3 separate regions of the Homo sapiens genome follow, and regions 1 and 3 are each linked to region 2. Evidence: chromatin loops called from intact Hi-C (ENCODE). Cell type or tissue: PC-3. All regions are shown on one strand. Each heading gives the region's core, and the rest is flanking DNA. Links, peaks and the distances in the headings are about the cores only. Region 1 has its middle 59 kb from the start of EDN1. Region 2 has its middle 94 kb from the start of LINC02530. Region 3 has its middle 130 kb from the start of EDN1.

Region 1 (10,590 bases), core at 1,642-9,641, 140 kb after region 2:
GTCCTTTTTCCCTAAATTATCAAATACCAAACATTACTGGAGGCAGAAAAGCAGAATGCAAGGGGCAATCACAAGAATGGTAAACCCATTCTCAGACAGAGAGTGAGAGAGTAAGCTCTGCCTCTTGGGTATTCAAGCAGTGAACCATGCATGTGAAAAGAATTTAGCCCAGACAGGCCTCACCAGGCTCTCCAGGGAACATAGCGTTCTCACAGCAGCAAAGAAGGAAACACAAGAGTGACGTGGCCTTTTCTGCCAGGAGCATCTACAGTAAATTGTTCAGGTAATTTATGTCACTAAAGTATACAGTTTGTCATCTTCCAGACAGTAAAACAACACAAACACACACACACACGCATATTCTTTTAAAAAGAAAGGAAAATATAAAGGAGTCAAAATAGAGCAAATAATAATGCTCTTTGCAATATGAGTCTAAATGCATAATGTTGCCTCTATGATTTTTTAAAAATGAAATGAAATATTCCCAGTATAATATGTTTGTGCCCATTCTGCAGATATTAAAAAAGAAAAATATTTTCTTGTCACTAAAATATTTTAGTGCATTTTTAATTTGGGTATGTAATTTCATTTTGGAGGGCAACACCATAATAAATGGAGCACATAAATATAATATAATAAAATTCAGAGTTGTTGCTTTTTCATGATTACATGATAGCCAGGTACCCACTTTTGTGTAGAAAGCTACTTTGATCAATTGCACTGATTAAATGGTTGTTACACAAGTTCACAATAGGTTACAAATCTTGATGCACATAGAGACTTAGAGAAATATTAATCGTTTCAGACATACCTTGCTTCTGTAAGTCAATCTTAGATCCCAGTTGGTGAAAAAAGAAAGAAACAAGGAAAAACTGTTACAGTTCAAACAATATTGTGGGAATTGGCAAAAATGCAGCAAATGCCAAAGGAAATCCTGTGAAGGCTCTTGAGCCAAAGGCTGCATAACTGAAGTTGGAACTGGCCCCAAGAAATGTTGCACAACCACATTAAAAAGTGGACAAAGGGACAGGCACGATGGCTCACACCTGTAATCCCAGCACTTTGAGAGGCCGAGGCAGGTAGATCACATGAGGCCAGGAGTTTGAGACCAGCCTGGGCAACATGGTAAAACCCTGTGTCTGCTAAAAATACAAAAAAATTAGCCAGGCATGTGGCACACCTGTAATCCCAGCTACTCAGGAGGATGAGGCAGGAGAATCGCTTCAACCCGGGAAGCAGAGGTTACAGTGAGCCGAGATCGCATCACTGCACTCCAACCTGGGTGTCAGAGCAAGACCAAAAACAAAAAACAAAAACAAAAAACCAAACATAAAAGTGGACAAAGAATGCGAACAGACACTTTTCAAAAGAAGACGTACATGCAGCCAATAAGCATATGGAAAAATGTTAATTATCACTAATAATTAGAAAAATCCAAATCAAAAACCACAATGAAATACCATCTAACACCAATCAGAATGGCTATTACTAAAAAGTCAAAAAATAACAGATGCCGGCAACGTTGCAGAGAAAAGGGAACTCTTATACACTGCTGGTGGTAGTTTAAATTAGTCCAATGTTGTGGGAAACATTGTGGCAATTCCTCAAAAAACAAAAAACAAAACTACCATTCAACCCAGAAATCCCATTACTGGGTATATACCCAAAGGAATATAAGTCATTCTACCATAAAGACACATGCATGCATATGTTCATCGCAGTACTATTTACAATAGCAAAGACATGGAATCAACCTAAATGCCCATCAATGGTAGGCTGGATAACAAAAATGTGGTACATATACACCATGGAATACTATGCAGCCACAAAAAGAGTGAAATCATGTCCTTTGCAGGAACATGGATGAAGCTGGAGGCCATTATCCTTAGCAATCTAACACAGGAACTGAAAACCCAATACCGAATATTCTCACTTACATGTGGGAGATAAATAATGAGAACATATGGTGCTATGGTTTGGATCTGTGTCCCCACCCAAATCTAATGATGAATTTTAATCCCCAGTATTGGAGGAGGGGCCTGATGAGAGGTGATTGAATTGTGGGGGTGATTTCCCCTTTGCTGTTCTCATGATAGTGAGTGAGTTCTCACAAGATCTGGTCATTTAAAAGTGTGTAGCACTTCCTCCTTCACTCTCTTCCTCCTGCTCCAGCCATGTAGGACATTGTGGCTTCCCTTTCACCCTTCACCGTCCACCATGATTGTAAGTTTCCTGAGGCCTCTGTAGCCATGCCTCCTGTACAGTCTGCAGAAATATGAGCCAATTAAACCTTTTCTCTTTATAAATTACCCAGTCTCACGTAGTTCTTTATAGTAATGAGAGAATGGACTAATACAGAAAAATGGTACTGGGAGTGTGATATTGCCATAAAGATATCTGAAAATGTAGAAGCAGCTTTGAAACTGGGTAGTGAGCAGAGGTTAGAACAGTTTGAAGGGCTCAGAAAAAGACAAGAAGATGAGGGAAAGTTTGGAAGTCCTAGAGACTTGTTAAATTATTGTGACCAAAATGCTGATAGTGATATGAACAGTGAAGGCTAGGCTGAGGTGGTCTCAGATGGAGATGAGGATCTTATTGAGAACTGGAGTAAAGGTCACTCTTGCTATGCTTTAGCAGAGACTAGAGACATTGTGCCCCTGTCCTAGAGATCTGTGGAACTTTGAACTTGAGAATGATTATTTAGGGTTTCTGGTAGAAGAAATTTCTAAGTAGCAAAGCATTCAAGATGTGGCCTTCAAGATGTGGCCTGGCTGCTTCTAACAGCATATGCTTATATTTGTGAGCAAACAAGAGATGATCTGAAACTGGAACTTACATTTAAAAGGGAAGCAGAGCATAAAAGTTTGGTAAATTTGCAGCCCAGCCATGTTGTAGAAAAGAAAAACCTATTTTCTGGGGAGGAATTCAAGCCAGCTGCAGAAATTTGCATAGCTAAAGAGAAGCCAAATGTTAATAGTCAAGACAATGGGGGAAATGCCTTGAAGGCATTTCAGAAACCTTCACAGCAGACCCTCCCATCACAGGTCTGGAGGCCTAGCAGGGAAGAATAGTTTTGCAGGCTGGGCCCAGGGCCCTAATGCCCTGCATTACCTCAGAACACTGCTCCCTGTGTCCCAGACACTCCAGCTCCAGCCATGGCTAAAAGGGCCCCAGATATGTCTCAGGCTGCTGCTCCAGAAGATGTAAGCCATAAGCCTCGGCAGCTTCCACATGGTATTAAGCCTGCATGTGCACAGAGGACAAGTGTTGAGGCTTCGTAGCCTCTGCCTAGATTTCAAAGGATGTATGGAAATGCCTGGATGTCCAGGCAGACGTCTGCTGCAGGGGCAGAGCCCTCATGGAGAACCTCTACTAGGGCAGTGTGGAGGGGAAATGTGGGGTTGGAGCTCCCACACAGAGTGCTCACTGGGGCCCTGCCTAGTGGAGCTGTGAGAAGAGAGTCACCAACCTCCAGACCCTGGAATGGTAGATCCATCAACAGCTTGCACCATGTACCTGGAAAAGCCACAGGCACACAACACCAGCCCATGAAAGCAGCCAAGGGGGCTGTACCCTAAAGAGCCACAGGGGCAGAGATGCCTAAGGCCTTGGGAGCCCACTCCTTGCATCAGAGTTGCCTGGATGTGAGACATGGAGTAAAAGGAGATTATTTTGGGGCTTTAAGATTTAATGACTGTCCTGCTGAATTTCAGACCTGCATAGGGCCTGCAGCCCCTTTGTTTTGCCTGATTTCTCCCTATTGGAATTGGTATATTTACCCAATGCCTGTACCATCATTGTATCTTAGAAGTAACTAATCTTCTTTTGATTTTACAGGCTCATAGTCTGAAGGAACTTGCCTCATTTCAGGTGAGACTTTGGACTATGGACTTTTGAGTTAATGCTAGAATGAGTTAAGACTTGGGGGACTGTTGAGAAGGAATAATTGTATTTTGCAATGTGAGAACAGGAGATTTGGGAGGGGCAGAGGCAGAATGATATGGTTTGGATTTTTGTCTCCGCCCAAATCTCATGTCAAAGTGTACTCCCCATTGTTGGAGGAGGGGCCTGGTGAGAGGTAACTGAATCATGGGGGTGGATTTCCTCCTTGCAGTTTTCATATAGTGAGTGAGTTCTCACAAGATCTGGTTGTTTAAAAGTGTATAGGACCTCCCTCTTCATTCTCTTCCTCCTGCTCCAACCATGTAAGATGCACCTGCTTCCCCTTCACCTTCCACCATGATTGTAAGTTTCCTGAGACTCCGCAGCCATGCTTCCTGTTCAGCCTGCAGAACCGTGAGCCAATTAAACCTCTTTTCTTTATAAATTACCCAGTCTCAGGTACTTTTTTTTATAGCAGTGTAAGAATGAACTAATACACATGGACAGAACGAGGTGAACAACAGACACTGGGGCCTGCTTGTGGGAGGAGGGTGAGGAGAAGGAGAGGTTCAGGGAAAAAAATAAACTGCTAGGTACTATGCTTAGTACCCAGGTGATCAAATAATCTGTATACCAGATCTCCAAGTTACAAGTTGACCCATATAACAAACCTGCACATATACCCCTGAACCTAAAATAAAAGTTAAAATATTAATTTTTAAAATAGAAATGTTGTGAATGAGGCAAAGCATGTCTAGATGCCTCCCTTCTTTCAGCAAGCATCATTTCCAGGATCTCCATGCATCTTCAGATTGTCTCTGTCTTAGCCATGTGCATCCTATCAAATTCTGGTGATTATAGCATGAAATTGGGGCACCCCTCCCCAATGTTGTAAGAGGGGCCAGCTATAGTCCTTCTGCTGGGGAGTAAGAAACATGATCTTGATCCATGTGGGTGACTTACTTATGATTTCTGGAAACATTGGTTTCCATGGCATGAAAATAAATTTGAGGTTCATTTTCAGAGTGACTACTTTCAGTGTTCTTATATGGTATATATATGTGGTAATGACCAGAAAAGATAAAAGTGTAATTACACATGACTTCATAACTATCAGATACAAGTATAGCTTTCTCAAAACAAAATACAGAAATGGCATTTTAGGAGGTGATGTGGGAAAGCAGAGAGCTGACATAAGGAAGAGCAATGGCCATGGGTGGATTGGGAGTATGGAGAGTGAGAACTAAATTTCAAAGGTCTTTTTAAAAAGAATGAAGGGCAAGGAAATGTGATCAGTAGACTGTTCAGAGGATCATTAGTGGAGGAGAATGAAAAGACAAATCACTAGGCCCTCTTGCCCATCAGGATCATATATAGTCTCTGCAACAACAAAGGATCGCTGAGAAAGAACAAAACATGCCCCTGTGTCCATTCATGTAAACACTTTCTCTATTACTCTTGGTTTTCAGGGATCTGTCTTTGTTTCTTGCTTCTGTGGAAAGAGTATTTAAGTTAAGGTAGGGAGGAATGTACCCTCTAAGCTTCAAGCTACAATAGCAGTATTTTCTCACTTTGGTATTTTTTACTTCCCTTGCATTGTCTTGGCATTTATTAGAGGGTAGGTAGACTGTGTAGGAGTGCATCCTTTCTTAAGGCTGAGAATCCCTCAGCAAACAGAGGTTGGGGAGTGGACGTAGGCTAAGGGCAAATCTATTGTTTGTTGGGATCTTAGTGTACACTAAGTAAAAGCTTACTAAGATTACTATTACAACTGAAAATAAAACACTCATAAAAGTAAAAATAAGTGACCAAACCCACTTTACAGTCACTGCTGTATGAGCCTTTCAGTGAGAATAACACTGGGCAGGTTTCAATGCTTGCCCATAAAGTTAAGGTGGGGAGGAATTTTCTAGCTTACACTTCATCAGAAGGGCCCGGTAGTGTATTATAAGTAATTCAGAGATATGCAAAGACCCATGCAGAATGCAGAGTAGCTCCTGACCTCATTATATGTCTAGATGTTCGTGAGTTCTAATTCCGCCTCTTACTGCTACAGACACTACTGTTCCAACTCCCCCATCCCAGCCTACACTCAAAGCCAGCCTCGTCCACAGCCACATAGTCTTTCGTTGACTCATTTAACAAATATTTATTATGCCTCTGGTATGAGCAAGGCACTCTGATATGCTTTGAGGGTATAAAGATGAAAAGACTCTGAATCAAGTGTGGGAGGGACATGTAAACCAACAATTAGAGTGCAGCATGATAACAGGCTATGAGGGGGGGATGCCCAAGGAGACCACACAGGTGGGGGTACCCAACTCAGCCTGAGGTGGCAGGGGAGCTGGGGAATTGCATTCCAGGCAGAGAGAGAGCACTAGAGGCAAAAACAAGCAGGGCTGGGTGTGGTGGCTCATGCCCATCTCATCCCCAGCTTGTTGGGGAGCTGGGGCAGGCTGATTGCCAGAGCCCGGGAGTTCTAGACCAGCCTGGGCAACATAGTGAGACCTCATCTCTACCAAAAAAAAAAAAAAAAAAAAATTAGCTGAGCTTGGTGTCTCATGTCTGTAGTCCGAACTACTCAGGAGGCTAAGGCAGGAGGATCACTTGATCCCATGGAGGCAAAGTTTGCAGTGAGCTTAGATTGCACCACTGCACTCCAGGCTGGGTAACAAAGTGAAACCCTATAAAAAAAAAAAAGAAAAGAAAACAAAGAGAGAAAGAAAGAGAGAAAGAAAGAAAGAAAGAAAGAAAGAAAGAAAGAAAGAAAGAGGAAAGGAAGGAAGGAAGGAAGGAAGAAAGAAAGAAGGAAAGAAAGAAAGAAAGAAAGAAAGAAAGGAAGGAAGGAAGGAAGGAAGGAAGGAAGGAAGGAAGGAAGGAAGGAAGGAAGGAAGGAAAGGAAAGGAAAGAAAGAAAGAAAGAAAGAAAGAAAGAAAGAAAGAAAGAAAGAAAGAAAAAGAAAGAAAGAAAGAAAAGAAAGAAAACACAAGCAGATAGGAGTGAACATCGTTTCTTGAGATCAAGCACAGTTACATGCAGAACAGCAACAGGAGAAAATGTCATCTAGCTGAGAGGGTCTTAAAGACCCTGTGCCTCTGAATATTTCCTCATTGACTGGATGCTTAAAACAGTCCCATCTCTGATGTCCTTGAGTTAAGGAACAGTCTCTCTCTCTCTCTCTCTCTCTTTTTTTTTTTTTTGAGTTGGAGTCTCACTCTGTTGCCCAGACTGGAATACAATGATCTTGGCTCACTGCAACCTCCGCCTCCCGGGTTCAAGCAATTCTCCTGCCTCAGCCTCCAGAGTAGCTGGGATTACAGGCATGCACCATCACACCTGGCTAATTGTTGTATTTTTAGTAAAGACAGGGTTTTACCATGTTGGCCAGGCTGGTCTTGATCTCCTGACCTCCAATGATCCTCCTGCCTTGGCCTCCCAAAGTGCTAGGATTACAGGCATGGGCCACTGCGCCTGGCCCAGGAACAGTCTCTTTTAATACTAAAATCTTTATTTGAAGAGATGAAATATATGAGCCTTATTAGCCACCAGTATTTTAGCTTAAATTAGCAAACCCACAAAGAATAAAATATTAGACAAGAAAGTGTTGGGGGAGAGAAAAAGAAAGTTAAGAATAGCCCAGGCAGGCCGGGCGCAGTGGCTCACACCTGTAATCCCAGCACTTCCGGAGGCCGAGGCGGGCAGATCACGAGGTCAGGAGATCAAGACCATCCTGGCTAACACGGTGAAACCCCGTCTCTACTAAAAAATACAAAAAAAATTAGCCGGGCGTGCTGGCGGGCGCCTGTAGTCCCAGCTACTCGGGAGACTGAGGCAAGAGAATGGCCGGAACCCGGGAGTCGGAGCTTGCAGTGAGCCGAGACGGCACCACTGCACTCCAGCCTGGGCGACAGAGCAAGACTCCGTCTCAAAAAAAAAAAAAAAAAAAAAAAAAGAATAGCCCAGGTATAAAAGGTTTACAGTGGGCCAGTTCATTAGGATAGCCAAAAGTGGGGAAGGTGATCCTGGATCCTTGAAGAAATCCACACCAACAGAGAAAAGGAGAGTACAGTAAGTCCCTCCTTAATGATGGGTTCTCGGGAACTGTGACTAAGTGAAATGACATAGAAGGTACAATGAAACCAATTTGAACTTAGGCTAATTGATATAAAACAGAGTTATGTTTAGAGCAAAACACTTTTTATATTAAACATAGAAATAAGTGTGGGCTACACATACATTTAAGAAAGAGTGATAAAATTAAGTAAGATAATTATTTACTTGCTTCTTCCAGTTCAGGGTTGCAGGTGGCTGGGCCCTGTCCCAGCAGCTCATGGCAAAAGGCAGGAACCAGACCTGGATAAGGTGCCATCCCATCACAGGGCACACTCACACCTCACACACACGCCCACACTCCCTCACACCGGGGCAGTGTGGACATGCCAATTTACCTAACAGGCACAGATTTGGGAAGTGGGAGGAAACTGGATCACCTGGAGAAAACCCACACAGATGTGGGGAGAGCTTGCAAACTCCACACAGATAGTGGCCTTGGCCAGGAATCCATTTTTTTTTTCCTCATCAACATTGTAACATTATTTGAAGACCTGCTGTATAATAAGAGAAAGCAAATGGCACTTTAACAACAAACTATGCGGTGATTGTCAGCTGTTTAGGGAGAGGTCATGGCACCAGAATGCCCTCGCCATACCCACTGACCTGTTGAAGGGAAAGCACTCTTCTCAAAGAAAGGTCTCATCCATGTTGTTCTAGAAGGTCTCACCCATTTTATAATGCTTGAACACAGGCTCAGAGTCATCGTCCATTCCTTCCTCCATCCCTCTCCCAGGCAAGTGGTCTGAAAGCAGTGCTTCTGAAGTTTAAGGAGCATATGGATCCCTTGGCGATCTTTTCCAAGCAGATTTTTATTCAGTAGATCTGGGTTGGGGCCTGAGAATTCGCATTTCTCACAATCTCCCGAGAGATGCTGAGGCTGTTGGCCCAGAGACCATGCTTAGAGTCACTAGGGTCTAGAAGGCCGTCTTCCCTGGCATGTCTCACAGCGGTCTTCTTGTCTCCATCCCTCTGCTACTGCCTAGTTCAGGTCCTCTATGACTCTCCTCTGGAGAATTGTTTCTAGGCTCAATCTATTTTCTATGCAGTCTCTGGGCAATATTTCAAAAAGTGAATATGACGTGTTACACCCTGCTTAAATCCCTTCCAAAGATCCCACTTGCCAAGGAAGTTATTTTGAAACAAAATGTTTTCTTAAGCTGAACTTGAAAATAATAATAATAATGATGATGATAACAATAATAATAATAGAGAGGGGGGTTTCCCAATGTTGTCCAGGCTCGTCTCAAACTCCTGGGCTAAAGCAATCCCACCACCTCAGCCTCCCAAAGTGCTGGGATTACAGGCATGAGACATCATGCCTGGCCAAATTGAACTCTTAATACAGAAGCTTTCCTGGAATCCAATGTTGAAAATGCATACAAGCAGCCCTGTTCTGGCCGAAGCTGAGGGGAAATGCCTGGGTTCTTTATTAAGTCTTACTTGCTCAGCATGCTCTGTTTCCTGGTACTAGCTTTGAGATACCTCCATATAATCCTAGATTCTGGTGACCCCTAGGACCTACTGTCCACTCCAGAAGCCATTTCAGGCTGAAGCCATCATATACCTTGAGAGAGGTTACTCTCATTTTCCTCCTCGGTAAGATGAATATAAAACTGCCTCCTTGTAGAGTTGATTTTGAAGGTTAAATTGGATCATGTGCTCAGCATAATACCTGGGACATAACAGGTGCTCAATCGTTGTTTGTTTCACTTCCCTCATAACATTGACTTAAAACTGCTTTCCAGCTGGGAGTGCTGACTCACTCATGCGATCCCAGCACTTTGGGAAGCTGAGGCAGAAGGATTGCTTGAGTCCAGGAGTTGGAGATCGGCCTGGGCAACATAGTGGAATCCAGTCTCTATATAATAAATTTAAAAAGTAGCTGGGCATGGTCCCAGCTACTCTGGAGGCTGAGGCAGGAGGATCATTTGGGCCTGGGAGGTGAAAGCTGCAGGAGCCGTGATGGCACCACTGGACTCCAGTCTGGGTAATAGAGTGAGACCCTGTCTCAAACAACAACAAAAAACATTTTTCCCTTGATGAATATAATCATCATGCCCACGTTATTGGAAGGGATAACATACTGGCCTTATTAGTGCGAGTGGATTTAGCTTAGGCTTTTTTCTTGTGGGCAGGCTTTGCTCTGGTTGGAGGTGAGGGATTACTGGAAGAGATGAAGAAGCAACCCTGAGCAACAGAGAGAGGGGATGGAGAGGTGGCCAGGAGGGTAGACGGATGGACAAGACATGGCGCCGAGGCTATTGAAAGGTGCACCAGTTTCACAATAATGCTTACCACCAGCCTGGTGCCTTTCATATTAATTAACATGCGATGCATAGAAATTTTGAACAAGTTGAAAATTCCTAGACAGTGATCTTTGCTGTATACCCCAAATGGCATGTGCACTCAAGGGCATCAAGCTTCCTAGGAAAGAGTTCAATCCTGCTTGCCTCACTCAAGCTGTTTCTGATGGCAACAGTTAAGGATGAAGCATGTCCCTTAGACCTCTAGAGAGGTGCCATGGGCCTGGGTACTGTCCCCTCTGCTGGAATATTCGCTGCTCAAGGGCAAACAGCAGGCAGCTGTCTTACTTTA
Region 2 (10,590 bases), core at 938-8,937:
TATTCTTTATCCAGCTTGCTACACTGTGCCTTTTAAATGGGGCATTTAGCCTATTTGCATTCAAGGTTAGTATTGATATGTGCAGATTTGATCCTGTCATTGTGATTTTAGCTGTTTATTATGCTGAGTTGTTTGTGTGGTTGCTTTATAGTGTCACTGGTCTGTGTGCTTAAGTGTGTTTTTGTAGTGGCTAGTAATAGTCTTTCCTTTCCACATTTTGTGCTTCTTTAAGAGCTCTTCTCAGGCAAGTCTAGTGGTAACAAATTCCCTCAGCATTTGCTTGTCTGAAAAGGATCTTATTTCTTTTTTGCTTATGAAGCTTAGTTTGGCCGGATATAGAATTCTTGGTTGGAGTTTCTGTTTTTAAAGAATTTTGGATATAGGCCCCTAATCTCTTTTGGTCTGCAGGGTTTCTGCTGAGAGGTCTGCTGTTAGTCTAATGAGCTTCCGTTTGTAGGTGACCTGTCCTTTCTCTCTAGCTGCTTTTAACATTTTTTTCTTGCATTTAGACCTTGGAGAATCTTATAATTATGAGTCTTGGGGGTGACCTTCTCATGAAGTATTTTGCTTGGGTTGTCTGCATTTCCTGAATTTTAAGTTTGGCCTCTGTAGCTAGGTTGGGGAAGTTCTCATGGACGACATCCTGAAACATGTTTTCCAAGTTTCTTCCATTCTCCCCATCTCTTTCAGGGACATCAGTAAGCACAGATTCAGTCTCTTTACATAATTCCATAATTCTTGAAATTCTCGAAGGTTTTGTTCATTCTTTTTCATTCTTTTCTTGAAAATTCTTGTCTGACTGCCTTATTCCAGAAAGCCAGTCTTCAAGCTCTGAGATTCTTTCCTCAGCTTGGTCTATTCTGCTGTTAATATTTGCAATTGTATTTTGAAATTCTTGTAGAGTGTTTTTCAGCTCTTTAAGGGGTCAGTTACATATTTTTCTATGTTGGCTATTTTGTCTGTTAGCTTCTGTGTGGTTTTACTGTGATTCTTTTTTTTTTTTTTTTTTTGAGATGGAGTCTCTCTCCCATCACACAGGCTGGAGTGCAGTGGCATGATCTCGGCTCAGTGCAACTTCCACCTCCCAGATTCAAGTGATTCTCCTTCCTCAGTCTCCCGAGTAGCTGAGATTACAGGCGTGCACCACCAAGCCCAGCAAATTTTTGTATTTTTAGTAGAGACACGGTTTCACCATGTTGGCCAGGCTGGTCTTGAACTCCTGACCTCAGGTGATCCACCCACCTCAGCCTCCCAAAGCGCTAGGATTACAGATGTGAGCCACCACGCCCAACTCTTATTGTGATTTTTAACTTCCTTGGATTGAATTTCAACATTCTCCTGAATCTCAGTGATTTTCATTCCTGTCCATAATCTGAGTTCTGTTTCTGTCATTTCAGCCATCTCAGCCCAGTTAAGAAAACTTGCTGAAGAACTAGTGCAGTTGTTTGGAGGAAAGAAGATATGGTGACTTTTTAAGTTGTCAGAGTTCTAGCACTGATTCTTTCTCATCTTTCTGGGCTGATATTTCTTCAGTCCTTGAAGTTGCTCAACTTTGGATGAGTTTTCTGGGTTTTTTAAAATCCTATTTGATGATCTTGGAGTTTGTGGTGTAAGGTGGATTCAGTTGACTGGCTTCCTTACTGGAAGATATTAGGGGATCAAGGCTCAGCTCAGGACTCCTGTACTGCATGCTCTAACTCTGGGAGCCTGGTATTAGGCCCTGGATTTGATCTCTGGCTCCTCAAGGTTAGGAACCTGCTGTGCTGGAGGGGCTAAGGTGCTCTTGGACTGCTGGTCACAACATTCTGATGGGTGGTGCCAGCTAAAGCACTTTGTAAGGCGGTGGCAGCAGGATCCATTCTTGTTTACATGTGCCAGCAGCAGTGGTAGTGGCAGTGTCACAGGGTGCGTGCTTGCATGCTTGTTGGCTGCAGCAGGGGGCTACCCAGGGCCAGGGTGCTGGCCTCCACGTGGGCCTTCCCAACAGTAGTGGTGGCAATAAGGCTCAGGGGGAGTGGGGACCCCCCCAGCAACTGTGCACACATTCACATCAGTGCAGTGGTGGTGTTAGCACAAGGGCAGGGTGCTGGTGGGTGTAGGACTGTGTGCACCCTTTGTGCTCATTCACATGAGTGGTAGTGGCCACTCTGGGCTGGGGGCAGGTCCACTGTTCTCCTTGCCTGATTTCCCACTAGCAGCTCCAGCGCAGAGTGAAGTGCTGGCAAGGGTGGGGCTAGAGGGCTCCATGACTGCCAATGTGCCCATGACAATGGTGGTATGGCGAGAGGAAGGAGGGCGGGGTGCATTCGCACTTGCAGCAGTGGCTTGGCAGGGTGCACATGCACCCACACACTGGCAGGGAAGGGAAAGGTAGGGCCACCCACACATGTGTGCTGGGAAAGCAATATAGGGGGTGGCCTTGGGCGAGTGTCTGTAGGCAAGGTGGCATGAAGGAGGCTGCAGTGGGGGCGGGGCGCAGGTAGGCTGGTTCCTGTCCACTGGGGCCACTCTACTGGAGTACTCTGCTGGTCGGGGACACAGTCCACCAGGGCAGGAACTATGATGTGGGACCCCAGGAGGTATCTGGGGGCTGCATTGCAAGCAGGCATGGCCAGGCTGGGGCTCCAGAAGACACCAGCAGACTGAGGGGTGCTCAGATCAGACTGGCTTCTTCTCATGGGCAAGATCGCCCTGCAGCACACAGAGCAGACAGTTTTCCTAGGGTTAAAGTCTCCTACAGGAGCAAGTCAAGCCTAGTGGGGCAGGCATCTCTGGACGTCCTCCACTACCAAATACTGTGGGCTCCACCATGGCTGGAGTTCTGCCCTTACAACTTCTCTAAGCAGCTTTCCCTGCCAACTCAAGAGTCTGTGGTGGTTGAGGGGTCTCCTCCAGTAGGGATTCAAGAGGCCTGTGGTGAAAGCTGGTTGCTCCTTGCCAGTTAACTCACCCCCTCCGCAGGAATTGTTGGGGGCTAGGAATAGTCCCAGTGCATGGCAGCTCTGTGTGGGGTTCTCAGCTTCCTCCCTCTCCAGCCCAGCTTCTGTGTCTTCCCTCCAACTGTTCTCAATGCCTTCCCTCTGAAGATCTGCTAGGAGTGTGCCAGTCTTCCCAATGTCTAGTCTCTTGGAGAGAGATGTTCCTTCCAACTGCATCTATGTGGGAGGAACGCGGGAGGAACATCCCCCACTGAGGGAGCGGGACATCGGGAAGACTGGCACACTCCTAGTAGATCTTTTTAAATTCTCAGCATTTATTAGCATTTTAAGGATGCCTTCTGCCTTCATTTTATCTTAAACAAAAATATTTCAATTGTTTATCTTTAACCAATGCTCTGTTTACCATAAGCATAAATTCTCACATGACTGTGACTAAATTAATGAAGCCTAAGGGCATTCTCTTTTTGTATTTTCATCAACTTCTGTTGGGGCATAAACTGGTACAACCTTTCTATTTAGCAGTTTGGCAATACATATCAATAGCTCCAAAAAGTTACACCTTTGACCTAATGATTTCACTCCTAAGAATCTCAATGAAATTATAAGTAACAAGGAAAGAGGTTTGTTTGAAAAGATGTTTCACACAAAAGTATTTATAATAAGAAACACTAGGGAGGCCAAGGAGGGTGGATCATCTGAGGTCAGGAGTTCGAGACCAGCCTGACCAACATGGTGAAACCCCGTTTCTACTAAAAATACAAAAATTAGCTGGGAGTGGTGGCAGGCACCTGCAATCTCAGCTACTTGGGAGGCTGAGGCAGGAGAATCACTTGAACCCAGGAGGCGGAGGTTACAGTGAGCTGAAGTCGCACCATTACACTCCAGCCTAGGCAACAAGAGCAAAACTCTGTCTCAAAAAAAAAGAAAAAAAAAAAAGAAAGAAAGAAAGAAAGAAAGAAAAAAACCCACTGCAAACAACCTTTATGTGTCAATTTAATAAAGATCACTCTTTATAAAAGTGATCTTTACATAGAGTTTTAATAACCTAGTAACCTGCTTATGGTATTAAAGTTAAGTGTAATAAAAGCAGGATGCAAAATTGTGGATAAATGTGGTCTAGAACAGGCAAAAATAAAATACATAACAAAATATAGCAAAATATTAGCAGTGACTGAATCTGGGTGTGGAGATATGTTATTCTTGCATCTTTACAGTTATTTACTGATTGTAGCAATAAGACATTCAACAAAGGTACTCATCTCACCCTCTTCTACTTTGATGCTCTCAGTAATGTTTCACAATTGTTGACATAATCAAATATTAAAAATTCTTTTCTCTGAGTCATGTCAACAAGGAATGACATCAATAATGTCTTAGCAAACAAGGAAGCCAATAATCCAGTGTCATGATTAAAAAGCTGAAAACCTTGACCATAAAAGAACCTTTGCATTGGCCGAGTGCGGTGGCTCATGCCTGTAATCCCAGCACTTTGGGAGTCCGAGGAGGGCGAATCACAAGGTCAGGAGATCGAGACCATGCTGGCTAACACAGTGAAACCCCATCTCTACTAAAAATACAAAAAATTAGTGGGATGTGGTGGCATGCGCCTGTGGTCACAGCTACTCGGGAGGCTGAGGCAGGAGAATCACTTGAACCCAGGAGGCGGAAGTTGCAGTGAGCTGAGATCGTGCCACTGCACTCCAGACTGGGCGACAGAGTGAGACTCCATCTCAAAAAAATAAATAAATAAAATAAAATAAAATAAAAAAAGAACCTTTGCATTATAACTTAAAGAATCTCTCAATGTACATATTTCCATATCAGCATGTGCTCAGACGGTGTGTTTTGAGAGATTTGTGTCTTAAATGGCCTCCTGGATTTCTGACCTAACTTTCCTGTCCTTTTCGGAGCTGCTGAAGAGGATAAACTTTAAAATGAAACACACATACCTCCCTAATTATGTTTGCTATTACAACGTGACTTGTGAAAACTTTGGGGAAGTATATTGTAATAGACCAGCTAGCTATTGTACTTGAAGTATATAATTTGTAATTAGCAAATATGTTCTGAACTAACTGAGTAAACCACTTCTTTGCATATTCAAAGAAAGATCCCTTTTAAGGCGACTGAGTGCTAGTTTCCATGGAAGATCTCATTGAGGGGAGCCTGGAGGTCTCAGGATCTCTCATGAGGTCTCATGCTGGAGGCATGAAGATCTCAAGACTGTAAACAGTCACTGGCAACTCTTCACCTGATTTTGCTTCAACCTCCAAGCATCTGACCTTTATTATGAATATTCATTCATACCATTGTCTCAATATTGGAATGCCCCATCATTCTTTGCCAATATCTCTGCTTACATCTTGTGTTTCCAGTGAACAGAAAGCATGAACAAGAAAATGCACATGGAAACATGAAAATGTTTCCTCATTCTTTGCACACTCTGGCATGTCTTTCCATTGTTTTGTCTACTCTTGGAGAGCATCTGAACTGTAGGAGTCTTAGGAGGCCACTAGAAATTGGCTTCAACTGCATAGTAACTAGTTAGGCTTTGCTGTGCTTCACAGTCAGCCTAGAATGTTCTTGGGGCAGAGTGGTCCCATTGAATGACCAAGGCTGAAATGGCCACATTGTTAGCAACAACTTCTTCTCTGCCAATTTGTCATTTTTTACCACTTACTGGAGTCATGACAAATGTATCTGAGTCTCCCCCACCAGAAATAGAAGCCGCAATGTGAGTCACCCAGCCAAGCCTGTGCAATAGACATTAATTTATATGTCTTAAACAGTACTTGCCACATGTCTTCAAAAAAAATCCACTATTCAGTTCTTATCTGGAAAACTACAGAAATAGAAGTTTTGTTTCCTGTTATTGCAGGGCTCGTGGAGTTGGAGAAATGCTCTTGATTTCCTTTCATAAAGTTTTCTTTCTGAAACAATCAGTACTGTAGTAAACACTGACCCAAAAAAGAGGGTTCATTTCATGAATTTCCAGTAATGCCTGTGCTCAGAGTATTGTTTTTGTCATAACAGATATGAAAGTTTAATGATTAATGTCCCAGAGATATTTCATTTGTTTCAATTGCTGATACATTCACCAAAGATTTCCCATATCCAGGGGGCTGCTATGTTACAGGGGAAGTAAGTGGGCAGAGCCACAGTTTCTGATCCCACTCACTCCAAGCTGAAATTAATCAGTTTAGAAATGACATAACTAAATTTTATTGCAATGGGAGGTTAATCCTCAGGTACGAACTTCTGACAGTCTTAAACACTGAGGAATTTTAGTCTTTCCCTGCTGTTTTTCATCTTGGTAGGGATTATGACCTCTGCGTCATTCTATGATTTCCTTGGGACTCAGTCTGAGCTTTCTCTTTTGGTCTCTTGAGTCTCTAAAAAAGTCTTATTAATCCTAATCCAAAACTCAGGCCCCAGATTATATTTTAGGCCTAATTTGCTCTTAGTGTCTCTTAGTTGACTTGGCAGGGTTTCATGGTTCTACTAGATTTCAAATCTGTTGAGGAGCTGCAAAGGCTAAACCTCCATCTTGACTGACACCATCTGGATTTCAAGCTTCCTCAGTTCCAATTATTCTTCTTCCTCTGCCCAGGCTTAATGCTGAGATTTTTTAATGAGTGCTTCAACAAAGCCCTGCCCCTCTGCATTCAGCTAATTTCCAGTTCTCCTGAGAGCCAGTCTATGTCTTTCTCCATGGTTTCACCAAAATCTTTTCTTTTACTTTTAATATTGCTTCCATGGTCACATTTGCATCCAAATGTGACTTTCTTACACTGTGGTTAATATGTGTCAGCAATGCAGCTCAAAGGACAAGAAAACATTAAAGACAACAGCCATTTTACTGGGAAAAAAATCCTACACATTTCTTCCCTTCAGTTCTCATGTTTACAATGTGGAACATTCCTTCCACTGCTAACATTCTAATTTTCATATCACAATTAGCTTGTCTTGTCCACAGGTGCTGATATTCTGAAGCCGATAAAGTCCATCTTGCTCTTGCTCATCTTACATGTCATTTCTAGAATCTTGGGCCCTGACCTTTCTTCCAGGGAGCCCCTGTCTTGATAACTGGCTCAGTAATACAATGTTTCTGGGAGTAGGGTCTTCCCTGGACCTCATGAAAACTGCCTGAACACTGCCAAGCCCACAATATGGGTCTGGGTCCTTTTCACAGCTCCACATCCCAGGCACAACACCCTGATGGCCAGGCTGGAACTCTCTCCCTCAACATCATTCCCTTTTGCAGAAGTGTACTGCCAGCTGGCTGGGACTCCTTCACATCACCTATGGCCGTCTCTGCCCACCTGACACTTGGGCTTACCCAGGGGCATGTTCAGTCTTCAGAGGCGGACTCTCTGCCTTCAGTCCGAGTGCCAACCGAGTCCTGATTTGTAAAAGTTCTGTCTTGGCTATGCTATTTACGTACAGAATGTGATATTAGCCAAATTTCTTTACCTCTTGCATCTTGGTTTTCCCTTCTATGTAAAATGTAGGCTGTGCTGAGTGCTGAAAGGTCTCCGTTAGGGATGATGATTCAGATGTGTGTAAGTTCTACCAGAATCTGTGGCCTGGAACCAAGGTCATGCCTTTATAGATAGAGGAACCTATATCTCCAGGTACAAGGGCACAGTGGCATAAAATTCTCCCACTGATGAGCCATGGCCCCACAACTTCCATCATTAATCTCTCTGGGGTAAGGCTATGGTACCCAAATACTCATCTTTAGCAAGTGCTGCTTTGGATAAAGCATTAAATGATCTCTGGCTAATTTAGGACATTTCAGTGAGTTTTCAAAACACGATGTAATTTTTTTAATTTAAGAGAGTTTCTTGTAATATGAAACTAAACCCTTTTCAAATATTTTGGTATTAAAATATCTTCTCTTTTATAATGCATTCATGGTATTAAATGGTAGTTTTGTTGTGGCTTTTTAAGGTCCTTAACTTGGCAAAATAAAATGGTTAAAAAACCCCAATTTTTTCCTTAATCTTCCCTCCTTTTTTCTTCCTCTCCTCCCTTTCCTTCCTCAGCATCTCTGAAGCCAGCACTGCTACCCTGATCCTCCTCCTCCCTTTTCTTCTTCTTCTTCCTCCTCCTCTTCCTCTTCTTCTTCCTCTTGTTCTCTTTCTCTCTCTCTCTCCCCACCCCCAGCCCTTTCTTTCTCTCTCCTGTACAAATTCCAAAGTTTGGAAGCCATAAGATTGAGGTCTGATTATTCTTAAAATGTCAGTAGTATCTTACCTTGTTACAAATAATGCTCATTTTAGTTGATATTAGTCATTGATTTCCCTGAAGGTCTTTCGGGTTTAAAGCATAGGGTAGGTCATTTTGGGAGAGAGTGAGGGGTAGAATGTTCATGCCATTGTTTAGCTGTGGGACATCAGGGTCAAATGGCTTGGGAAGTGTAAGTGCTCTCATGGACAGTGTTAGAAAGGAAAAGAAAACAGGACCACAAAAATAAGAGATAAAAACCCCAAACCCAAATATAACCGAGTCCACAGTGTCACTCAGGACCAGATCACCCAGTAAAAGTGCAGTGAAATTGCTTGAAATGGAGTGTGTTTAAAATCTAATCCCCAGCTCCACTTTCCAATTGACATTAAGATTTATGCAAGCTTCCTGTGGGATGCTCTACTTCTTGGAGCACCAAGACACTTTGGGTCTCTTTCAATTAATGCCTCATCAAGGTGTTTCCACATATGCAGAGGACATATTTTTTCTTGTGTGTCTGATAGATATTGCCTTAGAAAACAAACTCTCCCTGAATCTTCAATGATACTTTTCAGTCCAAGTGATCCCTAAGTCCCCACTAGCCTTAGGAATGAACACTTGATTCAATTCTGGCCACCCAGCTTGCTGGCCACTAAGATTGATTTAGGCATGGACATATGATTCAGACCAGCCTAATCAGAGCCCTTTCTTGGCCCTTGCCAGAGCTATTGGAAGAGATGGTCCTTCTTTCTTTGAGATCACAAGTTCGGAGATCTATGTCGGCTCAGGGTTGCTGGGGACCTGCCTGTGAATACAGGAGAATAGAGGCATACACTGCTGAAGACCGCCTTCAAATCCGAGGGTACAATCACGTGTAGACTTCCAAAACATTCTTCTTCTGTTTGCTCTTGTTATTTTGGCTTAAGCTGGATTGATTTAGGTTTCTGTCATTTGCATCCAAAAGTCTCCAGGAATCTACAGTATTTAGTATGAGAGTCTTTCCTGTGAGGGCCTTCTTGCCTTAGGACAGTTGATCTGAGGTCCCTGGGATTCCTGGAGCATTCTTGACCAGCTTGCTTCTGTCTGCATCTTCAGGATACTAACCTTCTTGAAATCCCATCAGGAAAAAAGGCTGGGGAATGAAGTGGAAAGAAACAGCTCTCTTTCCAGGGACGCTTTCCATCTTGGTTGGCATCTGGTTTAACTAGGAAGGAGGGCCTTGCTAGGCCAGTATCTCAGAGGACATGTTAAAAAAAATTGGCCCTGTGGAACCCTCATGACAAAGACTCAGAATGGACTGTTAATTTTTTCTTCTGCTTCTCTCTGGAATTATTTATATTTCACTAAGAAATGACAGCTGAGCTATTCTCTTCTAAGTGCCAAATCCTCCACTGAAATGTGCCAAGCCAGCTCACTGGACATTTCACTCAGAAGGCCAAGAAGCCATCGTGGGAGAAAAGACCCTGTTCTAACAGAATTGAAAGCTGGAGCAGTGCTTTTCCCACTGACTGTTGTCTTTCAGTAAACAGAGAGGAGGGAAGTAGACCACAGATGACTTGCCTGCTAGGGAGCTGGAAGACATTGTTGCTGCCTGCCTGAATGCATTCTGGTGGATCTTTATTGGCTGTTTCATCTTGGAAAGAGTAAGTCTTAACCACAATAAAATTTTGTCCCACATCAAGGATTTCTTGAATGCTTTATCCAAGAAAAAAAAAAAGACAACAAGGAGAGAAAGGAACAAACAAAAAACACCCTGTAGGAAAAGGTGAACCGTAGGGCCTAACAGTCTGAATATTTTGTCTCGGTGTCAACCCCCAACATATGGTAATTTTCAATGACTGCCAGACGAAATGACGAACTTGGAGGTAGAAGGAAAGTTGTTTATTCATGTTAGCAATGTGTAGAAACCTGTTTACAGAAATTTTTTAAAGAAGGGTATTGGCTGTTTCAGCCAATACTTGGGTAGGAAAGCTACCATAATCCTGAAATCTAAAGCACAAACACAAATGCACAATCAAAATTAAACTTTACAATAAAATGTATAAATATACTTCCAAAGAGACTTAGCATTCTATTCACTCATACAAGGAAACTTTTGCTTGTATCTAAAATTATTTAGGATCTGGCCAACAATGTCACAATAAGAAGTTAGGAAGATAAAAATGAAAAAAAAAAAAGTAGAATTCTTAACAGCATGGCAAAGAGAGTGTTTTAAAATTAATATTAGGAAATGTATTATCTAAAATTTAAAAGCATAAAAGCATAATCCTTAAAATATCATACTGATTCACTCTGCTGCTAATTCCTAACATATATATATATCCATAATAGTAATGAATTAAAAGTAATAATTGTAGATCTAGATTAATTTGGACTCAGGTATATTTTTTATTGGATCTCCCAGGGCCAACTTTAACCTTCT
Region 3 (10,590 bases), core at 955-8,954, 71 kb after region 2:
CGAGTGACTCACCTAAATTCACTGAATAGAGCTAGAAACAGAACCTGGTTTTTTGGACCACAGCAAGTTGATACTACATGGCCTTGCTCAAAATACGGCTTTAATTTTAACTTCTAATTTATGAGAGTGCTTTGCAACACATGTCTTTATTAGGTGATGATTTTATGTTTAATTTCTGCAAGAAATAGAGCAATAGAAATATACTGGGCTTAGTTGCAGTTATTTTTAGGACTTTGGCATGGTTCAATATTCCTCCAACACATATTTCATTAAAGAAACCCTAAGTAAATCATTTCGTTTTACATGGTCTGAAACTTTGCCCTCCAATGTACCCACTTCACCTAGGATGGTGCTTGGCATCTGATGAGTACTGAATAAGAATTTGTTAATCACTTGAATGGATGCAAACTAAAACCCAAATTTGACATGTTACCTTTCTTTTCTTGCTTAATATTTTTTTTCTTCTGAAAGATGTACATTCGTGCTGGAATCCCTCTTAGGCTTACCCTAAGGTGGTGGGTGTAAGAACACAGTGCCCCATCCCAACAGGTAGACCCTGGTCATGTTATAATTACACAGTGGCTCTCATTTAAGATGTGGCTGGTGCCATAAGGGACTGTGGTAGGCAACATGCACAATGGCCTAGGGAAGCTATGTACATCTCCTATGATGTTGGTTACCACTCATTGTGTTAAGCCAGATGCATCCGCTTCCCTGGTCTTGCCAGGCAATGCAGAATTCAAATGGCAACCAATTTCTTAGGAATAATGATTCTGATGACTCTGGTGTTCAAATTTCTTTTTCAAGCATTCATCCTTTCCACGTGTCTTTTCCAGCAAGTGACAGCCCTGGTTTGTAGAAAAGGAAACTGAAAGGCAAACTGAATTAGGATTAGCCACTCAAGAAAAATACTCAGAGTCTTCCCTTAAAAATATTTGATTTTCTTCCTCATTAATAAAGTGGCTGCATATTCTTTAAGAGGTAACTGCAGTTTGTATTAATCACTGACATTTTAAGGGCCCAGCCATGAGATAAATCATCTGTTCAAATAAAACAGAATAAAATAAAATAAGGAAATGTATTTATACATTGTATCAAATAAAAGACCATTCTAATAAATGGTCTACATAACATTCACTTAAAAATTGATCAGTGTAATACAAATGTTTTGGTCCCATTTAAGTAGATATAGTTGATGTTGAATCTTATTATAGAAAATAAACTCAAGCTACCAATAACAATTTTTATACTGTACCTTTCTCCACTGCAATATTCAACTTGTTTTTTTTCTTTAAATGTCAAATGTGGGACTATTTGTATAAAATTAAAGGATTTAGATTCTATCTTGCTTTTCTAAAAGTGAAACTTTATTGTGTGAAAAATCATACCTATTGTTTACCGGGGTGTCCTGGCTCTTAATTTTATCTGCTAATATTCTTCCTCCTTAACCCCACAAATACTGAGTTGCTTGAACATCTGTCATTTTTATGGATGAATATCTTGTTCCTGTATTTTATAGTTGGTAGTGAAACTTTACAAACTCTCCTAATTGTAAGTTCTTCAAGGGCAAGAACGATGACTTTAATTCCTGTATAAATGCCCCCACATCATCAAATAACAATCAACAACAAAAGATGCTGTTGACCAAATTACTCATCCAGGGGTCAAATTTTATATCTGTTTTCAGGATCCATGAAAATAATATTTATTTCAGCTTACTGAAGACGATTGATGAAAAATTCTTGAGCTGAAGTTTCTCCCCTTTCTGATGATCTGAATGTGGCATCTAGAATTAATAAAATTAATAAAGAAAGGTATTGCAAATAGCAGGTAATATGGCATTATGCAGACAGACATGTATGACTAATATTTCTTTAGTTTTTATTAGGTGGTTTTGCATTACTTCAATACAACCTTAACTCAGCCCATTCACAAATCCAGTTCCCTTTTCCTCTTGTTCAAAGATATAGAGGAAACAGAGACATCTAACTGGTTTTCTTAAGCAATTTATGAGAAAACAGTTATTGGGTTCCTAAAGACCCATTTGGCCTGCTTTCAGTTCAGACATTCTCCTTTTACATTCTTACTTCTCATTTTCTTATTCCTCCAAATTAAGTTCTGCATTCACCATGGGGCATCTAAGACTCATGTTGTCATGGCTCTCTGCTCATGTTTGGAAGCCAACTTTTAGATCCTTGATAAAAGGTGCTATCACATGCTCAAAATATTTTTCTTTTGTTACTAAGCAACACAAACAGAAATTGTTCCGAAGAGCTAGAAAGACTATAATATAAATGCATGAACAAACTCCATAGTAGAGAGAAAAAAGTCTAAGGATGGGCAGATCTGCTGCATTCAGGGTTCATTGAGAGTTCCAAATTCAATTTTAAAAAGGATTTAGGTATTAAAAAAACAAACAGGAAGTCACATTTTTGGCGAGTGCGAAGAAATCTAAATCCTGTGCAGTGGTCAAAAATCTGCATTCACAGCAACTGAATGGGCTCTAAACTTGGCAAACGTGCTCTCTGAGCCCCTTTTCAAACAGGGGAAAATGCTTTAAAAGGCTAAAAAACAAAGGCATCTTAAACGTTAAATGGATTTTTTTTCCAAAATAAAGACTTTGATGAGTTACGCTTAAAGGAATCAGAAACACATGGATTAAGCTTTACTTAAAACAAACATAGGTTTAAAATTGTGGAGAGAAAGCTATGAGCAAAGTCTGTTAAGAGCTTCCCTCAATCCCAAATATTTGCAAAAAGGATTGAGATTTTTCCCAACACACCACAAGTTTTCTAAGTCTAATTTGATGGTATAAGTCACTAGAAATTGTCATCCATCCACTATTTTTCTGGTTTAAATATAGCTGCCATTTTTGCTTGTCTTTCCCAGATTGTAACCAATTGTTCTCTGCAGCAAGCTAATGCTCCTTTACAAAAGCAGACTCAGAGCAGCAGGCAGACAGCTCCATGCTCTTAAAATTGAGGCAGGTTCTGTGCCTGCACAGCACCTGTGGGCATTACCAGGTACACCCTTCAGACATTGCTTCCAGAGCGGCCATGTTTTGATGCTTCTGATGCCTCTCCAACCACGCTGGCTAAATTGGTTTCATGTGCCATTCACTCTAGTTACGTGGAAAGCTGTTTTTTTTCTGGCAATGGGTGACATTTTCCTGGCCCAGCGATCACATGCCTAGGAGGTTTCTACTCTTGCACGAAGGCGCATTCTGGCCAAAGGAGCCTGGCTGACATGCTGGAGGCTTGAATCCTCCAGACAAACAGCACAGACAGAGAACAACTGGCGCCATGCTGCACATTCCTACCCATCTTCAGACTTCCCTGCACATTAAGACGAGTCAAAGGTCTTCCTTTTGTTTTCAACAAGTGATGTTAGGTCCCTAGGATCTAAATGCCGAGTAGAGCTCAACTCACTGAGGAAATGAGGGGACTGTAATACAGTCATCTATGTCAAATAACTAGAGTAGTGGGTCTCAAACTTGACTGCAGTGGGATTGCCTAAGAAGCTTAAAAACAATACTGATGACCTGTGCCCTTATGCCCCAGAGATTCTGACAGAGTTGGTCTGGGGTGTAGCCTGAACAATTGGATTTTTAAAAGCTATCCAGATGATTCTACTATGCAACTAAGGCTGAAAACCTCTCAACTAGGGTTCCAGGGCTTCTGATCACCATGAAGCTAAGTATTGGGATAGAAATATGATATTCAAAACTGGCTACATATTAATCACATGCAGAGATTTTTAAAATACTAATACCAATGCTCAGACCCCACTCCCAGAATTTTTGATTTAGTTACAACATTATTAATTGTGGTGTAAGCTCTGTTCTAGTATTCTAAGTGTGAGATGTATGTATATAGAGCTTTATATATATTCACATACAGAGAGATATGCCTTAATGCAGTCATCCCTTGGTATATACAGAAGACTGGTTCCAGGACCCCTGCATATACCAAAATCCATGTATGCTGAGGTTCCCCGCGTCAGCCCTGAGGAGCCCTAGTACACAAAACGTCTGCCCTCTGTATATAAGGGTTTTGCATCCCTCCAATATTGTATTTTCAATCCACACTTGGCTGAAAAAAATCTGCGTAAAAGTGGACCCGTGTAGTTCAAGCCTGTGTTGTTCAAGGGTCAATTGTATGTATCTTTGGAACAAGCCAATAAACTAGGTACTTGTGATAGCCATGTCCAAAACGGCTCCCAGTGATCCCTGCTTTCTGGTGCAAGGGTGTATTTCGCTCCCACACTGAACCAGAGTTGATCTGTGGGACCAGTGAAATACTGCAGAAGTGATGATGTGTGACCTCAAGGCTAAGCCACAGAAAGCATTACAATTGCCACCTTGGTCTCTTGGGTCACTTATTCTGGGGGAAGCCAGATGGCATGCGATGTGGACTCTCAAGCAGTCCTATCTCTATAGGCCTTTGTGGGGAGAAACTTAAGCTTCCTGCCAACAATAAGCCACATTTTGTCATTTATGTGAGTGAACCTTGGAAGTGGATTCTCCAGCCCTAGGTGAGCCATCAGATGACAGCAGCCCCAGCTCAGAGAAACCCCAAGCTGAAACTGCCTGACTAAGATGTTCCTGAATTCCTACCCAGAGAAACCAGGAGAGATCTTAAGCCACTATGGTTTCAGGTGATTTGTTACACAGCATTAATACAATACTATTATTATTCCCATTTTACAGTTGAGAAAACTGAGCCATGGAGAAGTTGAGTAAATTAAGATTACTCAGCTATAAAGAATATATTTGGGAATCAAAATTAGGTGGTTTGTCTCCAAAAATCTGTGTTCCTAAAAACTATGCAATAAAGTAACTCGTCTGTATTGTCATGTCCCAATTGGTAGAGAAGAAGTTACAACGGTGATGATAAGCCTAAGAAATTAGATTCATGCAAACACCTTTCAAGTTGTCTAAGTATTGCCAATTGTTTCAAAATTATTAGACCATCAAAATGCTATCCTTCTATTCCAGCCCTGAGGCTTTTTTTCACTGATATTCCAGAAACACAGACTATGGATTCTCTGCTATAGGTGGGTCTACAAATAGACTCTCATATCTCACATCACTTCTGCTTTAAGTTAAGCCTACATTCAGGTTTTTACCACCTTTGAAAACTAAGTGCCTGTTTATATCCTCAAGAAAATTTCCACATGGCATAGGAGAAGTCCAGGTGTTGAGGACACAGAAAAGCCTCTGTCTCTGCAGTTACCAGTTGTGTGACTTTGGACAAAGGATTTTATGCCCAGGTGCCATTCCCAGCAAATCTGATTAAACTGCTCTGGGATGAGGCCTAGGCACGGGCCTTTGTAAAGCTCTCTGAGTGATTCAGTGTGCAGCCAGCATTGCAAATTACTCATGTAATCTCTCGCAGTCTCGGTTTTCTCATTTGTTAAGTGGAGGCAGTACGACTGAGCCTGTGGTGGGTTTTTTTGTGTGTAAGGATTAAGGGTAAGCAATGAAGGCAAAGCTCCAAGTGTGGTGTTTGGCACATAGCTGGTACACAATGAATGCCATCCATCAGTATTTGTGGTTTGTTTTAAATGTTTAATGTATTACACAAAAGTATAATACTTACTCAGATGCAGCGATTGATTTGCTTTCCCTAGAGAATCCTTCTTTTATATTTAGAAATTCCTTCCTACCTGGAGAGCAAGTAAGTACACATCTAATTGTCTTCAAGTTTCTTATGATTTTATTTTTACACTCATCACATTTATCTGGAGTTTATCTTACTAAGTAATGTAAGATAGGGCTTGAGATGGATTTTTTTCCCCAAAGAGCTCAATTTTCCCCCAACAAGCATTGAATCCATTCCTTCCCTCATTGATTAGTGAGGACATCTTAGTTATTTATTAGAATTGTAGGCATATACTGTCATTTATTTCTGGTGTGACTACTCTCATAAATGGATTGCTTCTTTATATTTCTATTAGCTTTGTTTTAAATGCTTAATTATGAGGGTTTTGCAATGCCTTTAATATCTATTGGGTAAATTCAAATATTTATCTTTCTTCTTTTTCCAGAAGTGTTTTCAATATTCTTGATGGAGATACCTTTTAAAAATATCAGATTCTTAACCTCCCTTAAATCCTTCAGTATCTCCTCATCAACTAACTGAGTCACTAAACTTCTCCACTAAGGTAACCTAAATGGAAAGAAAAGTTAATTATTTACCCAGGATCAGGAGATACTGTACAAAGCAGGCCACCAGAAGACCAAGATAATACCTAGTGTTTCCTCTTTAAAATATAAGCAACTTTACAATCTATTTTTTAATACATCTACTTCTTTTTTTTTTCAAATAAAGTTTTTCAAATAAAATAGCACTTTACTAGAGATGACGTGTGTTTATTCTGTTGCTTTAAGTAGCACTTGTTCCCTGTGCCTACGTGCCTTGGGAGTAACCCAGTTTGAAAAGGAAGGACTTACTGCAAAAAAATGCAAGCATTGTGTCATGACATGCTGGGCCCATTTTTATTTAGCTCCTGTGTATCTTAAAGATTCTTTTTCTATCATACCTCAGATGTATCCAAAGCCACCACTACCGCACAACTTGCAGTGCCTTAATGATAGTGCTATGGATAATGATAGTGCTATGAAGTATGTGACACAATAGACAGCATCTTTTGACTTCTTCCTAAAAGCTATCTCATATACAAGGAATATTTTTTAAATGGCATGCCCTTTGAACCAGTAACTCCATTTCTATATATTTATTCTAAAATACTAGTCAAAAAAAGTAGACAAGTGTGTAACATGCATTAGGTCATGTGGTTGTTTGAAAATTAGTCCACAAATTCTTTGACACTCCTCTCTCAAAAGGTGGGGCCTAATTCTCTTTCCCTTGAGTGTAGGTCACAATAGCGACTTGCTTCTAATGATTTCAAAGTGGCAGAAGTGACGGTATGAGACTTTTGAGATTTCAAAAAGGCATTTCAACTTTCTCCTTGCTTTCTTTCTTAGGTCATGCTGAGACCAGCTGCCATGTTGGTAGGATGCTCAAGTAGCTCTAGAAAGAGATTCACCTGGCAAAGAACTTAAACTTCCTGCCAGGAACTAGTGCTGACTTGCTAGTCACATGAGCCATTATGTTGGAAGTGAATCTTTCTATCTCAATCAAGCCTTAGATGACTGCAGCCCCAGATGACTACTTGACCACAACCTCCTGAAACCTCAAACTAGAACCACCTAGCTAAACCTCTCCAGAATCCCTTACCCGCAGACACTATGTGAGATAATAAATGATTATTATTCTTTTAAGCAGCTGGTGGATTTTAGATACTGTGGTATGCAGCAATAGATCATGAATAGCATCTATTTCATTCTTCACAACCACCTAAGAGATAGTTAACATGATTAATTTCCCATTTTACAAAACAGGAAACTGAGGCACAAAAAGAAGAGTGGACTTGTCTAAGACACCCGCTTACCAGCACATGGAGTTAATATTTGAACCTTTACCCCAAAATACACTTTCTTCTATGCCTCTGTGCATTTTTACATGCTGAGTCTCCAGCCCAGCTAACTCCTCCATCATGGTTCAACCTGAACAAAGTATACAGAAAATGCAAAAGAAAAAGACTAAGATGACTGCACAAATGAGAATGAGATTTATTTGAAAAGTCAAAGCAGTTGTGCTATCAAAACTGAAAGCAGGCAAGTGAGAGTATACGCAGGCCCCATATGAAATTATAATGAATTGCTCCCACTATTAAGAACCTATTAGGTGCCTGGTACATGGTATATTTAGCACATGTAGTTCTTGCTGCAATCCCAGAGGATGCTTATTCTAACTACCTTCATATTACAAATGAGGACACTAAAAAATGTTAATATACTCCATATGCAAAGAACAAATAGATTTCATGCAAAGACTCTATTTAAGAAAAAATAATGAAGAACAATAGCAGAAGTGTCACAGAATACGTACTAAGCATTAATAAACATTATGGGGCAAAAAGGTTTCATATTAGTATTCAAGGTAATGAAAATTAAAGCAACAAATCCCACACTAGTCACATTAGCGGAGAATACTTCCTCCTTCCCAGCTTGATTGAAGCATAATTAACAAATAAAAATTGTGTATATTTAAGGTGTAAGATGTGATGTTTTTATATACATATTCATCGTGAGGTGACTACCACCACAATCAAGCAAATTAGCGTATTTTTCAGCTCAGTCACCATTTGTGTGTGTGGTGTGAGAATACTTAGGATCTACCCTCTTGCTAGGATACAGTTCTGGAAAAGACCCTTTTTAATATGTCAGTTCAAGCAACAAATTGCTACAACATCCATGGGAAGCAATTTGATAACATATACTAGGAATATTTCAAAATGTCATGTCCTATGAGCCTGTAACTCCATTTCTATTTACTTATTCTAAAATACTAGTCAAGGAAGTGGACAAATATTAACATATCAATATATTCAGTCTAACTGTATTTAGAATACAAGAACAGAAAAGAAAAAATAATGAAATATGAGCAAGTTAAATATTGAACAGAGAAATTCTAAAATAAATTACTGTGTCCATAAAGCAAGAATTATGTAACCCTTAAGTATAACATCTGCAAAAAAAACTATTGATAAAAGTATTGAAAATATTGAAAAATATTGAGAATTATTTTAATATATAATGACATTGCTGAATTTAACCAAATGGTTAATTCTACATTCCAGTTTATCTATATTTAGGGATCAAGAAAGGTGTATTAGTTTCCTAGGGCTATTGTAACAAAGTGCCACAAACTGGGTGCTTTAAAACCACAGAAATCTGTTCTCCCACAGTTCTGGAGGCTAGAAGTGTGAAATCAAGATGTCTGTTCAGATATCCTCTCTCTGAAGCCTCTAGGGGAAGGTCCTTCTTTGCCTCTTCCAGCTCCTGTTAGCCTCTGGCATTCCTTGGCTTGTGACAGCATCATCCAGTCTCTGCCTTCATCTTCGCTTGGGCTTCTCCCCATGTTTCTGTGTCTTCACATGGCTGTCTTAGAAGAACATCAGTCATGTTGAATCAAGAGCCCAGCCTATTCCAATATGACTTCATTTTCACTAATTACATCAGCAATGACCCAATTTCCATAGAAGGTCACATTCTGAGGTACTAGGGCTTAAGACTTCAACATATCTTTTTTTTTGTTTTAGGGGGGGTCATGTAATTCAACTCATAAGGAAAGAAAAGATATATGATACAAGGTTTGCTTGTAGATCTTGGGTCATTGAAGAGGTGTGATAATAGACGTCTGTCCAGAGATGTCCTCAGTTACCTCTTGCTCTGTGTGAATCTGGATGGCAGCTGGCCCAGCTATCAAAAGACATCTAGTTCCCTCGGTAAGAGTCAGGTATCAATAATTGTAGTGCAACTGGACCAGCATTTTGCCTTATTTGGAATACTCGGCATCTCTGCTTATTAACATTTGACCCCTCAGTTATTTAGATAAGAAAGTAGGACCATGAATCTACTTTAATTACAAATCAAGAAAAGGATCCATATTTCTGCCTCTTACCCTTGTAAAACATGAAAAATTAGCACACATTTCTAGTACCATTTTACATTGTGAACTTTCCTTCCACACTGAAAAACTCAGCAAACCTAGAACCTTTCACATAAAGGAAACCATTCTGTAAACTCATATCCTACTTAAAGGTGATGGGGTGGTTAAAAACACAAGCCCACCCCTTGTTCCCCTTCCAGAGAAGAGAGAAGATCTAAAGTTGTCAGTAGTCTGAAGGGCCCATCAACTGGCCCAGAATTTACAAGGATCAAAATGGGTATTATTTTTGGCTGCTGTGATGTGAATGTTTATCCATCACATACAAGGTTAAAATGACCTGTATATATTTTTGAGAATGCCAAGAATGATGGTCTGGGCTGAATAAGAATGAGGGCAATGTTTTACAAAACACACTGAGACCTGAAATTTGTAAAAGCTCTTTTCTTTAGAAGGCATAGCACAAGTGGAGGTTTTCAGATAAATCATCTTACTGAATCTTTTCAAGGTAATAGTGTGCCAAAGTAATCGGCAAATATTTACTGAGTTCCCCTACCAAGCGTAATAGTCATATATTCAGTATGCTGCATACTGAAGAAGTCAGGGAACTTATTCATGCACTTTACAGACTCTTCTTTCTAAATATTTGAAGAATTACTTTTTCATTGTGTCCTCTTGAGATTACTTTGCCTCCAGTATCCCCTGTTTTGGGTAATACAGACCCATCTCCCAGGCTCTCAAATGAAAAAGCTTGTACAAAAACTTCAGAGCTTCCAAGACCCTTTATGCTCAGGCCCCCACTTCACTCAGATGTCTCATTTCCTTCCTACCCCTTCTCCCCTCACGTGGATGCTACAATCTACAGAATGCTTTGCCATTTCTAAAATAGGCCATGCCCTATGCCCATGCCTCTTCCCAATCCCTCTGCTTAGAATAACCACCCTTTTTTATGCCCAAGGGGGAAAAAGCTTAACTATCCATTAAAATGCAACTTAAGTATTACATCTCTGTAAAACTTTTCTCCAGAATTAGTCATCATTTTTTTAAAATGTCATACATTTTAGAATATATCTAA

The links. A loop is a pair of places that touch in the nucleus more often than their neighbours do. Peaks named below come from ENCODE experiments on the same cell type or tissue, not always from the same donor. Only the 100,000 strongest peaks of a DNase experiment are listed, where the experiment ranks them.
Region 1: it touches region 2 in a loop (5-fold over the local background); 3 of 110 quality-filtered maps call a loop at or near these places.
Region 3: it touches region 2 in a loop (2.1-fold over the local background); 3 of 110 quality-filtered maps call a loop at or near these places.

What each region holds. Positions count from the first base shown.
Region 1 is chr6:12,344,294-12,354,883 of GRCh38, reverse strand. No RefSeq gene overlaps it. Among named protein-coding and RNA genes, the nearest start is that of EDN1, 59 kb to the right of the region's middle. In PC-3, for the core only: no CTCF peak of the experiment used is centred there; DNase peaks (open chromatin) are centred at 5,563 and 6,103; H3K4me3 peaks cover 316 bases; H3K27ac peaks cover 1,981 bases.
Region 2 is chr6:12,486,230-12,496,819 of GRCh38, reverse strand. No RefSeq gene overlaps it. Among named protein-coding and RNA genes, the nearest start is that of LINC02530, 94 kb to the left of the region's middle. RefSeq lists an enhancer at 1,946-2,445. In PC-3, for the core only: no CTCF peak of the experiment used is centred there; DNase peaks (open chromatin) are centred at 4,249 and 5,629; H3K27ac peaks cover 2,808 bases.
Region 3 is chr6:12,415,661-12,426,250 of GRCh38, reverse strand. No RefSeq gene overlaps it. Among named protein-coding and RNA genes, the nearest start is that of EDN1, 130 kb to the right of the region's middle. In PC-3, for the core only: no CTCF peak of the experiment used is centred there; a DNase peak (open chromatin) is centred at 5,420; H3K27ac peaks cover 1,674 bases.